Regions from separate parts of the Homo sapiens genome. Here region 2 is linked to region 1. A link is a loop called in an ENCODE intact Hi-C map of the cell type or tissue named here. Cell type or tissue: pancreas. All regions are shown on one strand.

Region 1 (2,500 bases):
GCTGGGGGGAATGACAGATGGGTGAATTAGCAGATACAGGCCAGTGCTGTGGGTGTGTGCCAGAGAGGCCTGGGTCTGGGTTTGGGGGGCCCTGGCTGAGTGCCAGGAGAGTCGGGGAGGGAGGGAGTTGACAGTGGCTTCTCAGGCAGCAGGAAGGGGTGAAGCTTCCCAGCTTCAAGGGGTGTCAGCTTGCGGTACTGTGGGGAGGTAGAGAGGGACCAGGCAGGAAGGGGGCCAGGCCTGGCCCTGCGTGAATATCCCACTGAGTTTTCAGCCCTGTATCACCTTTTCTTGAACACACAGGATTTTTCAAAACTCTGGACACAGATCTGGATGGAGTTGTGACCTTTGACTTGTTTAAGGTGGGAACCTCCCTGGGCCCATGGTTGGGGAAGAGTTCCAGGCGATCGAATTTTCTTATCTGGCCAGTGTTCCCTGTCCTTTCCTGGAAATGAGCCTGGGCCTCAGAGCCAACCCTGAAGCCCGGGCCACCTGAATCCTGAAAGGCTGGGGTGGGGGTGTCTGGATTCTGGGAAAGGAGCAGGAGGGGAGGTCCAGGCCCTTGGAGGCCCCTATGGGAGCAGCACTCTGGTTTCCCAGGGGTGGAGGAGGTAAGAAAGTAACCCCTCCATGAGGTTCCTGAGGTGGCTCCTGAGACGTGGAGTTGGGGGCTGGACCTGGGGTTTGGGTGGGGAAGAAGCCAGGGAGCCATTTCTGCGGCCCCAGCTGACCTGCCTGTTCTCCCGCAGTGGTTGCAGCTGACCATGTTTGCATGAGGCAGGGACTCGGTCCCCCTTGCCGTGCTCCCCTCCCTCCTCGTCTGCCAAGCCTCGCCTCCTACCACACCACACCAGGCCACCCCAGCTGCAAGTGCCTTCCTTGGAGCAGAGAGGCAGCCTCGTCCTCCTGTCCCCTCTCCTCCCAGCCACCATCGTTCATCTGCTCCGGGCAGAACTGTGTGGCCCCTGCCTGTGCCAGCCATGGGCTCGGGATGGACTCCCTGGGCCCCACCCATTGCCAAGCCAGGAAGGCAGCTTTCGCTTGTTCCTGCCTCGGGACAGCCCCGGGTTTCCCCAGCATCCTGATGTGTCCCCTCTCCCCACTTCAGAGGCCACCCACTCAGCACCACCGGCCTGGCCTTGCCTGCAGACTATAAACTATAACCACTAGCTCGACACAGTCTGCAGTCCAGGCGTGTGGAGCCGCCTCCCGGCTCGGGGAGGCCCCGGGGCTGGGAACGCCTGTGCCTTCCTGCGCCGAAGCCAACGCCCCCTCTGTCCTTCCCTGGCCCTGCTGCCGACCAGGAGCTGCCCAGCCTGTGGGCGGTCGGCCTTCCCTCCTTCGCTCCTTTTTTATATTAGTGATTTTAAAGGGGACTCTTCAGGGACTTGTGTACTGGTTATGGGGGTGCCAGAGGCACTAGGCTTGGGGTGGGGAGGTCCCGTGTTCCATATAGAGGAACCCCAAATAATAAAAGGCCCCACATCTGTCTGTGATGTGTTTCTCCCCAGCCTACTGCCTGGAGGGCACCTGCAGGCCCCGGCCCATGGGGGCAGCTCGTGGCCTCAGCTCACCCCTCCCCTCCAACCCCTCCATCTCCTTCCCCTTGACCTTGAAGCTTGAACCCCTACTGGAGTACTGGGTATCTGGGCAAGACCACCCCTGGCCCTGGGAGGTTGGGAAGGAGGGGCCCTAGCTGCAGGGACAGGGCCACACAGCTGAGGTCCCACATGGCTCTGCTGATCCTACATGCCCTCCCCGCCGCCCAGGAGGCCTGACCCCTACCTTTCTTGCACACTTCGGCCCGTTGAGGTGAGGCTCTGGCTGAAATTCAAACCTCTACTTAGCACACACCCGGCCCCCCAGAGAGCTCCCCCGAGCACAGAGCCGCCTTCAGGTCCCTCTGTGGGGAGCCCCTGTGACCCAGACACCTGCACTTACATAAGCCGCTCCAGGGCCTGCTGGGATCTGGGATTTTCTTACCAGAGATAAGAGTGGTTTGGGGGAAGGAAGAGGGGATGGGGCGAAGCTGCAAATGCAGAGCAGAGGCCGAGGTGGGGGAGGGTGGGAGTTGGCTGCTGTCAGCTGCTGTGGGCCCCAGCGTTGGGGTGGAGATGGAGGTGGAGGCCCCTGTGTGCCCCATGGGGAAGGCTGCCCGCACACTGCTATCTTGAGCTTGCGTTTTGCCCTTGTCACCTCCTCACTGGGAGTCCAGGTCCTGTTGGGCTCAGAGTCTTCAGCAGTGAGGGCAGTGGCTCAGCTCTTCCTGCAGCTTGGGCTGGTGTGTGAGGGGCTGGAGGGCAGGAGGGTCTGCAGGGCCCTGCCATCTTGCTCAAACCCTTACTTGCTCTCTGGATTGGGTTTTATTTGATGTGGGGATGGGAACACCACGTCTGGATGACCTGGGACCCTAACCTCTCATAAACTCTGAGTCACTGAGGTAGAGGTGGGAAGAGCAGGGCTTCTTCCTGACTGCCCTATTTGGGCTTTCTTGCTTTGT
Region 2 (2,500 bases), 330 kb after region 1:
AGCCGGCTTTGCAGACGCAGCGGAAGGAGCCGCTGGTGTTCACGCAGCGCTCGCTCTTGCACAGCAGCCCGCGCTGGTTCAGCTCTCGGCACTCGTCGATATCTGAAGGTGAGGGCGACAGGTGCGGCTTCGCTGAGCCTCCAGGCGGCTCCTCACCACCGGCCCCGCCCCTGCCCCCACCCCCGAAGCCCGGCTCACCCACGCAGCGGGCGCGGGAGGCGTCGAGCTGGAAGCCGCCGGGACACTCGCACACGGCGCCGCCCGGCCGCGGCACGCAGCGGCCACTCACGCAGCGACACTCGTCTGAATCCTCCTCTGAACTGTCCTCATCTGCGTGGCCCGGAACAATATGGACTTCAACACTGAGCCCCGGCCAAAGGCTACCAACCCCGCCACCGCCCGACCCGGCAGCACTCACCTCTTGGGGGCTTCCCCAACAGCAGGGGGCTTGTGTCCCAGAAGGAATTGCTCTCGCTCTGCGATGTCGGGCAATGGGACCCTGGGAGGAGCAGAACTGGTCAGCGACGTCCGGGTCCCCGGGCCCTGGCCCCCATCCTCGCTCCCGGCCAACTCCTCCCCGACTGCCTTACCCGCGCCGCGCGGCGGGCACGGTCGGCATTGGGCGCCCCAGCCGCGGCCCTGGCGGCAGCAGCAGTCGTCGAAGGTGAGGGCAGGCCCGGCCAGGGGGCCAGCGCACATGCCGTCCTCTCCGCGCTGGCTCCAGCACACGTCGCGCCGCTCCGGGGCACGCTCTGCGGAAGACACCTGGCATCAGGGGAGGGGCCCAAGGCAGGAACCGCCCGCCTCCGCCCCACCCCACCTGCGCGGGGGCCACGTGACGGACAGGGCCCCGGGATCGGCCAAGGCCAACCCTCGCCCTCACCGGCCGGGCTCTCGGGGAGCTGGCAATCGCGGCCGGAGGGCCCGGGCACCCAGGGCGGGCGACACTCGCAGCGGTAGGAGCCCGGCAGGTTGACGCAGCGGCCAGGGCGGCAGGCTGCCGGGTCCTGGCACTCGTCCACGTCTACGAACAGCGAGGGGGTGGGTGGGGGCCGTCACAGCTCGGCCCGGGCCCCGCCCCTCCCGCGTACCCCACTCCCCGGCCCGGGCCTCACCCATCTCTTCCGGGCTCAGGCACTGGCGCTGCGCGGGACTGTACTCGGCAGGGGGCGTGCAGGCACAGCGGTAGCCGCCGCGCGTGTTCTCACACACTCCGTTCCGGCAGTTGGACTCGTCCAGGCACTCGTCCACGTCTGCAGGGAGGAAAAGCGTGGGTAGCAGGGGCAGGCCCGGGATGGGCGCGGTGGCGCGTGTCTCCCTGCCGCTTCCCCACGGCCGCCGGGGGGCGGAGCTCACCCACGCATTCCAGCAGGTTCCCGTCGTAGTAGAAGCCCTGCTTGCAGTAGCACTCGTAGCCAGGCTGCGTGTTCACGCACTTGCCCTCCTTGCAAATCTCCGACCCGAACAACATGCACTCGTCGATGTCTGCGGGGTGACAAACACTGGCCGCTCCGGTCCCGCAGCTGCAGCCCGGAGGCGTGGGCTGGGCGCACCACCGGAGCGAAGCCATCCCCGGGCGGGGCCTACAGGAGGGGCGGGGCCTACAGGGCGGGGCCTGCGAGGAAGGTGCGGGCGGGGCTTACCCGGCGCGGGCAGCTGACCCAGCGAGTCCCGGCGGGATCCGGGCGAGCCCAACCCGGGGTGAGAGGGCGCGGGGCGGGCGGAGCCGCAGGGCGCTTACCACGGTGGGCTGGGATGCCGTAGTTGACGATGTTGTTGTCCTGGGTGTAGCCCTTTCCGTCTGGGCAGAGGCTGTGGAACTCGGCTGCAGGGGCAGGGCGGCCGTGGGGAGGGAAGAGGCAGGACTGAGCGCGCGCGTGGGCTTAGGGCTGCAGCCCGCCGCCTATTTCCCAACTGCCAGGGGGCGCCATTTCCCACATTTGGCTTCCAGATGAAGAAACTGAAGATCTGGGAAGGGGCCTGCCCGGCTCCTGACCTGAGCTGTAGACTGGGCAGGGGTAGATTTCGCAGTGGTCGCCCCAGCCGGCCCCCAGAGAGCAGCAGCACTCCTGCTGGGTCACGTTGGTGGCCAATACGCTGTCGCAGAACACTGTGTCATCGAAGTTCAGGTAGCACTCCTTCTTGTGGTGGGGCTGCTCCACCTCTGAGGGGCAGACGGCAGCTCAGGGTTGTGCACAGACCCCCCTTGGCCCTGTCCACCCTGCCCACCCACCACAGGTCTTTCCCCCCACATTCCCTGGCTCCCCTTAGCCTCCTCCTGAGAGTTGGCTCTGTTCTCAACGTGGTGTTCTGGACCCTTCATCGTCTGGCCCCACCAGACTCCCCCAGCCAAAAGAGATTTCTTCCGGTTCCCCAAATTTAGGAGGGTGGGGCCAGGACACATCTCTGAATCCCAGCTGCAGCTCAGGGGAGTTGTCCAGTCCGAGGGAGGAGCTGGGAGGACACTCACCCTCACAACCGTGCTGGTCCTGGGTGGGAG

The links. A loop is a pair of places that touch in the nucleus more often than their neighbours do. Peaks named below come from ENCODE experiments on the same cell type or tissue, not always from the same donor. Only the 100,000 strongest peaks of a DNase experiment are listed, where the experiment ranks them.
Region 2: it touches region 1 in a loop (3-fold over the local background); 1 of 110 quality-filtered maps calls a loop at or near these places.

The regions. Positions count from the first base shown.
Region 1 is chr11:65,210,511-65,213,010 of GRCh38, forward strand. It overlaps CAPN1 (calpain 1), which reads left to right. Exons shown (of 22, transcript NM_005186.4): 21 at 304-362; 22 at 750-1,496. The coding sequence ends at 776. Among named protein-coding and RNA genes, the nearest start is that of CAPN1, 30 kb to the left of the region's middle. RefSeq lists enhancers at 1-98, 2,342-2,500 and a silencer at 789-992. In pancreas, no CTCF peak of the experiment used is centred here; DNase peaks (open chromatin) are centred at 127, 973, 1,120 and 1,791.
Region 2 is chr11:65,539,130-65,541,629 of GRCh38, forward strand. LTBP3 (latent transforming growth factor beta binding protein 3) reads right to left here. Exons shown (of 28, transcript NM_001130144.3): 19 at 2,471-2,500; 20 at 1,997-2,164; 21 at 1,742-1,825; 22 at 1,357-1,485; 23 at 1,116-1,253; 24 at 884-1,024; 25 at 591-752; 26 at 419-499; 27 at 199-330; 28 at 1-102. Among named protein-coding and RNA genes, the nearest start is that of SCYL1, 15 kb to the left of the region's middle. RefSeq lists silencers at 740-939, 990-1,749 and enhancers at 1,489-1,783, 2,000-2,049. In pancreas, CTCF peaks have their summits at 1,154 and 1,900; DNase peaks (open chromatin) are centred at 92, 852, 1,092, 1,622 and 1 weaker place; H3K4me3 peaks cover 1,697 bases; H3K27ac peaks cover 2,040 bases.